Regions from separate parts of the Homo sapiens genome. Here region 1 is linked to region 2. The links are chromatin contacts, found by Hi-C in ENCODE. All regions are on one chromosome and are shown on one strand. Each heading gives the region's core, a stretch centred on a gene start or an enhancer-like site at or near the end of the contact. The rest is flanking DNA. Distances are from core to core; before and after follow the strand shown. Region 1 overlaps CLIC5 (chloride intracellular channel 5). Region 2 overlaps CDC5L (cell division cycle 5 like).

Region 1 (4,517 bases), core at 1,754-4,253, 1.5 Mb after region 2:
AAGCCCAGGATTTAAGCGCAGGGCTATTAGATTCTAAAACATAAACTCCTTCTACTCTGCAAGGCCACTTCTGGGTGCAAGGACTGTCCCATCACTCCTTGGGTATTCACGTGGCCTGACAGGTGCTGCAAAATGTTCTCATTCCCCTGACAAAAGAGGATGGGGTTCCCCTCATGACTCCCCCATGCCTTACCTTCCAACTAATTTGGTAACATATTTGTGTTCTGCTACCAGTGCTTGATTTCAGATATAATTCTTAGTACTTTCAGCGACCGTGATGAGGTCAAGAAGGAGTTTTCTCTGAGTAGAGGGGCAACCATGACCCATCACATCACTTTTCAACTCTGCCTGTACTAGGGGCCAGTGCTGTCACACGGGCTGTGTGACAATGAAACATCTGGTCAAAAAGTGAGAAATCCATTTGGATTTTTCCTAGGAGGAAAGAAATATCTAGATATTGAGAAATACCTGGAGCACTGAATGAAGTTTTTACTTTTCATCTTCTCATTTGAGATCATGTTGATATAACCAAAGGGTGCAAAAAAAGTACAGTGGTGGTTTGAGAAAGACCATGGCAGACGGAGATGTCTCTGGCCATCACATATTTTTGAAGAGAAAATACAAAGATGGCCACACTTGTTGACATTTGATAGTTTAAAACGTGAATGGTAACGTGATGGAAACAAAAAATAATAATAAGAAGAATATCACCACTTACTCATCTGTTGGAAGAAGAAGCCTTTCTTTCCACAGGCAGCTAGGACAAGAGGAAGAGACACTGAGAGAGATCAGATGGACTAGGCCAAAGATCCAGGAGCAAGCGGGATGTAGGAGCCCCAGCAGGGCCCAGGAGGATTGGGAGGGTGAGGAAAAGGGCAGGTGCAGGCCAAGCAGGCAGAAATGTAGATGCTGCTATAACGAGCTCAATTTTGAGGAGAGGCAAAGATATTCTAAGGGGATTTTGAGGATGTTCAGCTCTGTGATGGGCAGTGTAACCAATCCCCTCCCCCACCAGAAAACTTTACATAAAGATCTGCATTCATCTTTCAGGTTTTAGAAATGAGTCATGTAGCTTTTTTCTCAGTTGCCAAAGTCCTTAAAGAAAGAGAACAGTAGCCCAGTTACAGTTAGGTTATATGAGTATGAATGACCACACAAAGGCAAAATTATAAAGCAGGTGGAAACTGGGGTTTTCTCATCCGCAGTGACCTTTCTAGGACTCATGGCAGGTAAGGGGGGGCTGATTTTCAGGTCCCTTTGTCTTTTAAATAATGTCTACACCAGATTCTTAGACCACATGAAGTCAGAAATGGCAGCAAGGTTTTAGAAGATGGGAAGGGGACTTTCTATCAGGTCTGATGGGACGCTCTCTGCTGTGCCTGGGCCCTCTGGCTATGTTTGCATGTCACTGGTTTCATCAAGGAAGAAACAGAGAATCTGGGTCGAGTATGTCGGGGAGCCATGGCTTCTGATAACAAACACAGTAGCAGAGCAGCACATTCACTCTGCCATAAGAGATTTGGGTTTGAATCCTCAGTTATGCTTGTTCACAGGTTCACATCATCTAGTGTCTGGTGCAGAGTGAGACTTGATTAAAGTTAACTGCTATTATTATTATTACAGCTATAGAACTTGGGTTTATGAGAGGATGAAGGGGAAGAAGACACCGAGAGAAAGATGAGAGAAGAGATAGCTCAAGGCAGAAATTCAGTGTCTGAAGTGAAGTTTATCTGAACATCCTAGCATGTTCCAGGTCCAAGGAGAATCCTGGAGAGCTTGCAGGATGAAGCTTGCTCTTGACTTTCCTAACATGTTAGGGATCTAAAGTTGCCTGGAAGCATCTCTTTGGGTTTGGCTTTGCTCTCTCCAGGCCACATGGGTGTGTCACATTTTCTTAGTTTGACAGTTTAGAGAGTTCATGTCCACCTTTGGCACTGAACCAAGAACACTGGACTTGGCCTCATAGCCAGAGAGGAGGATGTTGTCAAATTGGCCCTGGGTGTGAACAACCCAGGGGCTCACATGGGGGAGGCAATTCCCAGGCCTCCGTTTCTAGGCACTGCTAAAAACAGGAAAGGCAGAAAGACAAACAGCGGTTTATGAGAAAGCAAAATGCAATGGCAACTTCAACAGATTCCCCACTGTTCCCTCGTGTGGCGTCAGCTGGGCTACAGAGAGTGTGCAGCACGTGGTGCCATGGGTATTATTTGTTTGTTCTAGAAAGAATTTCAGCCTCAGAGGGGAGGATGAATTAAATGACAAGCTCCTATAGTTCTTTCCAGTAAGAAGCCAGTAAATGATTCTTTATTTGAAAGATAGCGTTTAAGTCTTACAATTATGGTGGGTTGGGATATAGGACACTGTTGGTTGCCCACCCTCCTCTGTGGTGGGGAGAATGGGGTGTTTTCTGATGTATTTCCAAGGAATTCAGAAACTTTCTTAAGGAAGACACAGATTCTCCACATAGCTGCTTCCCCAAGCTCTATAGGGGATTCTTATAAAGAAGCATCTTTTTATTTAATACAGCTCCACAAATCACCCTTATATTTGGCGTATGTTCAGAAGTATTAGTACAACAACAAAATGCATATTTTTTTTAAAGGCAAGAGACTTTGGCCAGTATTTGGCTATGTTTAAAACACCAGCATGGTAAACATTTAGGACAACTTTAGCATGCCTTTAGTATAATATTTTCTTAAAGTATGAAGGGAGGTAGGGACTCCAGATCCAAATAATTTTCTAAACCTCTTAAAAGCCACAGTAGATTTGAAGAGAAAGATTATCACTTAGGTCTTCGAATTAAGTTTCCTTTTGTGTACTCATCTGTAGCATGTAAGCTGCCTGAATGTTTATTTATCAACAGGAGAAGGGAGGAAGAGAGAGAGAGAGAAAGAGAGAGAGATAGAGAGAGAGAGAGAGAGAGAGACTGACTGAATGTGGGAGGAAGCTGCAGAGCTAGCGAGCTCAGGAGTGATCAGGGGAGAAGTTCTGGTTAGGGAACCCGGCCCAGACTTTAGCCATGGGGCAGTGGCGACACCTTCTGGCTTATCCCTGAGCAAACAAACAAACAAACAAAAAACTCCCCAAAAACCTATTGTGTATTTTCCACAGAGAACATGTACGTGTGTTTTCTATTAGACTTTCCAGAAACTCATAAATGATTGTAGAACCCATCGTGCTAATAGAAAGTACGGCATAAATGCTGACGGAAGCTATTAATGCTGATTGTAGTTTATGTGGCCAAATGAATCAGGCTGAAATCTGTGAGTTTTTTTATGGTTACTTTATAACAGGTTATTTTTAAGTATCAGGCCATAGATTAGGTTTAATGCGGATGCTCACACACTTAGAATGAGCTGGTTAAGAGAGATTCTAACTTTATCAGTCATCCGTTCCAGCGTTTAGACCTAGAGATTTTTCTCAATTCTCCCTCCCCCAAAACACTTAGGCTGAAGTACATTCACCACATTTTGTCTTGTTTCATCCTCAAATAGCCACATCTTTTACATAAGAGCCATTCACAAACTTAAAAACTGCCTCTGTGCCACTGCAATGCTAGACTGAAATAATTACTGGATTTGGTGATTCTGTGAATATCCTACAAATTCTCTTCCAGTTGCCCATTCTTTTATTTGTTAAACAGGCATCTATTCGGTGCCCACTGTGGGCCAACTTTGTGCCCCTTTCCCCACATGGATTGCTGGGTGAGGACCCTGATGGGGAAGGTGGGAAGTGTTGAGTATATTTAAGGAAATACACATGGTAGTCATTCATTGAGTATTCATCGGATCGTGAACTGATTTGATCACCATTTCCTAAATGACACACTCTTGTTTAATTCAGCACTACATACATATTAAATAGTGGATTATATTAAATGTTAATATACGCAAGTCAAGAGCACAGATCATGGGACCAGCTGCCTGGGCTGGGGTCCTGACCCTGACACATACTAGCTTGGGCAGGTTGCTTAACCGGTGCTTGTTTCCTTCTCTGCAAAGTGGAGATCATAACATGGCATACCTTAGAGGGTTGCTGGGAGCAATAATTGAGTCATCACCTGCAGAGGGCTTAGTACAGTGCCCGGCATGCTGTAAGCAGTTGTTATGTACAATGTGTATGTGCAACGCATGATGATGCTGATGTATGAGAAACAAAGCATACAAAAAAAGCAACAAAAAATTCTTAGAGCTGCAAGAAAAAAGTGGCTCTTGCCTCTGGCTCTGCTCAGTAAACATCGTGCTTGACTCATCCTCTGCCCTGAAATGCTGACATGAACAGGGATATTCAGCTGTTCCTTTCATTCTGACTCTACAGCCAGAACCACAGTCCCCCAGCCGAAAGCCTTCATCATAACAGATGTGAAATGGGGCAACCTTAAAGGTTGGGGGTGACTGATACTTACACAGAATTCCCCAGATATGCTACAAGTACACCTGGACCTCCCTCCCCCTTGCTCAGAGCAGTTCCCTGGATACCCTAATGTGCCCCAGCAAAAATTACAGTTTGTGGGGAGA
Region 2 (4,518 bases), core at 1,779-4,278:
ATAGAGATGATTTTCCGTTTCTTTTGTTAAAATTTTTTGTTTATCAATCATTTCTCTTGATTTTGTAGATTTTGATGTGTTTATTTTCATTATTACTGGAAAGATTGAAAGCCTTCTGTAAGGCACAGAAGGTGGTTCCCAGTTTTTCATAAGCCATGAAGCAAAGGGCTGGGAAAAAATTCATATGCTTATGGAATTCTGTGTGTCTGGCATTGGGCTAGGCTCTATAGTATATTGTTCACTTAATCCTAATAACAAACACATCTGATCTAAGGTCAGCATCATCATTGCTTGGAAAGCTGTTTTTCAGCTTTCCAGGCTGAAAAAGCCCTGAGAAATGGGCTCAGATAAATTAAGCAAGCTCAAAGAGCTGCTTCAATGGTAAAGCTGTGATCTGAACCCAGGCCTGTCCAGCTTTCCCTCTCATTCTGTCATTTTACACTATTTTCTTTAGTAGTGAACTAAACTGGTTTATGATCTATCATCTAATTCGTGCCCCAGTCTCATTATCTGGCAATGTCAGGGCATTCCTTCAGGATGAGAAAAATGCCATGTGACAAAAAGATGCCTAGCTCCCCTTTACCATCACGTGAGGTCCTGCACACATGGTGGAGTGGGAGAGTGGAAGGGGCACACCCAGTGGTGCCATTTGTATTCTGCCTCATCTGCCTACTAACGATGTGGTCTTAACAAGTGGTTGAATCTCTATGAGCCTTAGTTTCATTAGCTTTTTTTTTTTTTTTTTTTTTTTTGAGACTGAGTCTCACTCTGTTGCACAGGCTGGGGTGCAGTGGCACGATCCCAGCTCACTGCAGCCTCCACCTCCTGGGTTCAAGGGATTCTTGTGCCTCAGCCTCCTGAGTAGCTAGGATTACAGGCATGTGCCACTACGTCCTACTAATTTTTACATTTTTAGTAGACACGAGGTTTTGCTGTGTTAACCAGGCTAGTCTTGAACTCCTGGCCTCGTTATCCGCCCACCTCAGCCTCCCGAAGTGCTGGGATCATAGGAGGGAGCCACCGTGCCTGGCCAAATTTCATTAGCTTTTAAATGAGGTTAATATTGGCTAATTTGTAAGGTGATTATGATCTTTGGATATAATGTAGGTAAAACTTTTAAACCTAGTTTCTCACACACACAATAGGTACCTGAGAAATGATAGCTGCTGTTATAGTGAGTGAAAGCAAAGGATGTTTATACTTTTGAGGAAACATGGATGCTTGATTTTTAAAAAGCAGTCTGCATTGACTCAAAGGCTTCTTAAGCTATTTTTCCTAGGTATTGTTATCCACCCTTCCAAAAAACAACCAACCACATCTTGGATTTGACTCAAGGCATGAGGGAAAAAATTAGTCTTCTAAAGCTCTCTGGATATGGCAAGTGTTTGTAGTACTTAAACTTATTGAAATTATTATTGTAAACAGGCCCAGGATGTTTTGGTGCAGGAGATGGAAGTGGTTAAACAAGGAATGAGCCATGGAGAGCTCTCAAGTGAAGCTTATAACCAGGTGTGGGAAGAATGCTACAGTCAAGTTTTATATCTTCCTGGGCAGAGCCGCTACACACGGGCCAATCTGGCTAGTAAAAAGGACAGAATTGAATCACTTGAAAAGAGGCTCGAGGTTGGTATCCTTTTAAAATTTTAATTTTAAATGTACTTTGATTGAGATAATGAACTAAATAATGCCACTGGAGACAATGTCAGAAAAACACACCTGAGGTGCTTATTGCCTTTTTAGTTGTTGGAGAAAACTACACTTAAGTGTTGGATCTTCTTGGCCTTGTTCATTGTTTTTTTTTGTTTGTTTTGTTTTTGTTTTTTTTTTAAAGAATTGTTGGCCTTCATGACTAAAGAGTGCCCTGCAAGTTGACCAGAGGTCAATCAGAACCTTTAGATGTGGGAGCAAGGAGCCAAGAAGCCAATACTAGTCACTCAGAACAGGCAGGTCATTGCTAGCATAGCCTGTTTTCTCTGAAGAGGAATCTCAGCAGTAACGAGGAGTTTTCTTTTTATAACAAAGAGAGTACATTTACAAAACTTAAATACAATTCTGTTCATCCTTGGATTACTGTGAGTTTGAGTTAGGGAGGGCAGAGCTGGATTATCTAGTTAGTGGCTTCCATGATTTTTCATGTCTGTGAAAATGTTGAAAACATACTAGATGCAGTTTCAGGACATGTGGTTTCTTAATATAGTTTGCATATTTTGAATTCCAGAATCTGTGTAGGCATTTTGCCAATGGCATGTAAATTGTGGTTCACAGACCACCAGGCTGCCTTGTGCATTCTTTTTTTTTTTTTTTGAGACCTAGTCTCAGTCTGTTGCCAGGCTGCAGTGCAGTGGTGCAATCTTGGCTCACTCCAACCTCTACCTCCTGGTTTCAAGCGATTCTCCTGCCTCAGCCTCCCTAGTAGCTGGGACTACAGGCACGCCCCACCACGCCCAGTTAATTTTTGTATTTTTAGTAGAGACAGAGTTTCACCATGTTGGCCAGGATGGTCTTGATCTCTTGACCTCGTGATCCACCCATCTCAGCCTCCCAAAGTGCTGGGATTACAGGCGTGAGCCACCATGCCCGGCTATGCCTTGTGCATTTTTAATGGTAATCTTTAGGGGCATTTCTAAGGCCAAGGTGGGATGGGAGAGAAGGGGTACTTCAGGCAGTCATATACAGAAAATCGTCTTGGTTTCCTCTTTTATGTGATTACCAGTTTCTCTTTACAAAAAGTGCATTTGAAAATATTTTTATTTAGGGTTAAAGCCAGAAGTAGTAAAATCACTTGGGGTGGTTGGGGCTGTATGGGGCTGAGGAAATGAGCAGGAAAAAGCAGTATCTTTTAATTTGAGTTATTCTGAGTTTTAATTTAACCATTAAGATCACATATATATAGGTAGCTGATGGTTAATGCCTGTGAACCTCTTTTTTTCTCAGTGAGAAATGACTGGTTCTGAAGTAATTCTCATCTTGGGTAAAATCTTAGTTCAGTGCTGCTAATTATTTGTATTACCAACTTCCAGCAGGGTGTGCTGTTGCTCTGTGTTGTGGTTCAGTGTTAAAGCCAGGGAAAATAGAACATCAGTGGTTAAATTGTAAGTTACATTTTTTTGTTGTGTAGGCTTCATTTCTTATAAATGGTAGTTAGCAGTGTAATTGTGATCTAATATCAGCATCATCACTGATTGAAAAGCTATTTGGAAAGCTTCTTTGTATTATTTATATATAAATACTTAGGTTTCTTACTTAGTATGAAAATCTTCTCATTTGAGGTGGGTAAACTCTTTTTGCCGCAAATGGCAAGAACATTTTGTGCTTTTTTAAATGGTAGAAAATTTTTTTCTCCCTAAATCTCATTTACTTTGTTGAGGTACTAACTTTCATGACAGCAAATAAATGTGTCACACAGTGAGTGGTGCCATAAAGTACAGTAATTTTTATTTCTGTGTTGAATTGGTCTTATGAATTTTAAAGGGAAAAATACAGAAAGAGCCACTCCTGTTCTTTTGGAGATTTATTTGGGTCGTTTATGAGCAACCATTAAAAACATGTGGTTCTCTTTGTTCAGTTCAGTACCAGGAACTGAAATCTTCCGTTGAACTATTTTTGTTGAAGGATTGGTGATTTTGGAGAATATTCATAAAGCAGTCTGAAGTCATTTTTCTTTTCTTGACTCTTGGATAACTTACTTTATTGTTTACCCAGCTAGTTACTTTTAAAGAATACTTAATCAAGTCCTTTAATTTGGTAAACTGTGCTTATTTCAAATGAAAGTTCATGAAATCTTTTAAAAAAAGAAAAGCAGCTCAAAGACTTGAATAAACAAACCCCCATTTTATTTGTATCCATCACTAATTCAGAACTAGGTTTCTTTTAGCTTGTTTTAGTTTTTGAAGACACAGTTCTATTGGTTTGAAATACATAAATATTTTATTTCAATTGTGGTAATTCTTTCATTTCAGTTGATTGCTAAATTATAAACATTATTCAAAGTTTGTTGTGGGGAAGGAACTCCAGTTATATTGTATAAACTAAATGCTATACTTAAATTATCCTTTCCACTCTTAGGTTCAGGAGATAAGCCCTTCTCTGTAAGCACTGTATGCCATGGCTGCCAGTGTGTTTGATTTTTGCTGCCATGAACTTTGGAACCGTGAATCTAAATTATGGCCCTATCACTGCCTATCAAGCAAGATGAAGTCCAGCTTTGTCGTGGCTGGTGTCTCCTGAATGGATTAAAAAAAAAAAATGCCCTGAGGTTTATATTGGAGGTAGTCTTTGAGCCATTCATTACTCATGATTAATATTTGAAACTTAGCACTTAAGTGAAAATCCTTAAGATACTCATTTAAAACTAATAGAACCATCTCAGATTTTATGTAGAATGTGGTAGAGGATGTGTGTGTGCAAGGAGTTTGTTAAATAAATAGAATCAGAATGCAGTTACAGGTCAGAAATAAGTGGAAAAGACTTCTGAATTGTAACCAAGTCCATGTATTTTATTCTGCTTTGGAGGCAGAA

What was found. Hi-C counts contacts between places; a loop is a spot of excess contacts on that map. Pooled maps may share reads with other maps.
Region 1: a map of CD4-positive, alpha-beta memory T cell shows a loop between it and region 2 (25-fold over the local background). The contact joins two enhancer-like sites. A Hi-C loop is called at or near these places in 1 of 168 maps with a recorded cell type or tissue (CD4-positive, alpha-beta memory T cell), 1 of 37 single-sample maps with no recorded cell type and 10 of 50 pooled maps.

The regions. Positions count from the first base shown.
Region 1 is chr6:45,919,933-45,924,449 of GRCh38, forward strand. All of the region lies in intron 4 of CLIC5 (chloride intracellular channel 5), which reads right to left. Among named protein-coding and RNA genes, the nearest start is that of CLIC5, 94 kb to the right of the region's middle. RefSeq lists an enhancer at 4,374-4,517. Within about 2 kb of position 3,004, at least 2 of the 41 ENCODE cell types and tissues checked have a DNase peak (open chromatin) inside an H3K27ac peak, as active enhancers do.
Region 2 is chr6:44,428,288-44,432,805 of GRCh38, forward strand. CDC5L (cell division cycle 5 like) reads left to right here. Exons shown (of 16, transcript NM_001253.4): 14 at 1,426-1,623. Among named protein-coding and RNA genes, the nearest start is that of MIR4642, 5.1 kb to the right of the region's middle. Within about 2 kb of position 3,029, at least 3 of the 41 ENCODE cell types and tissues checked have a DNase peak (open chromatin) inside an H3K27ac peak, as active enhancers do.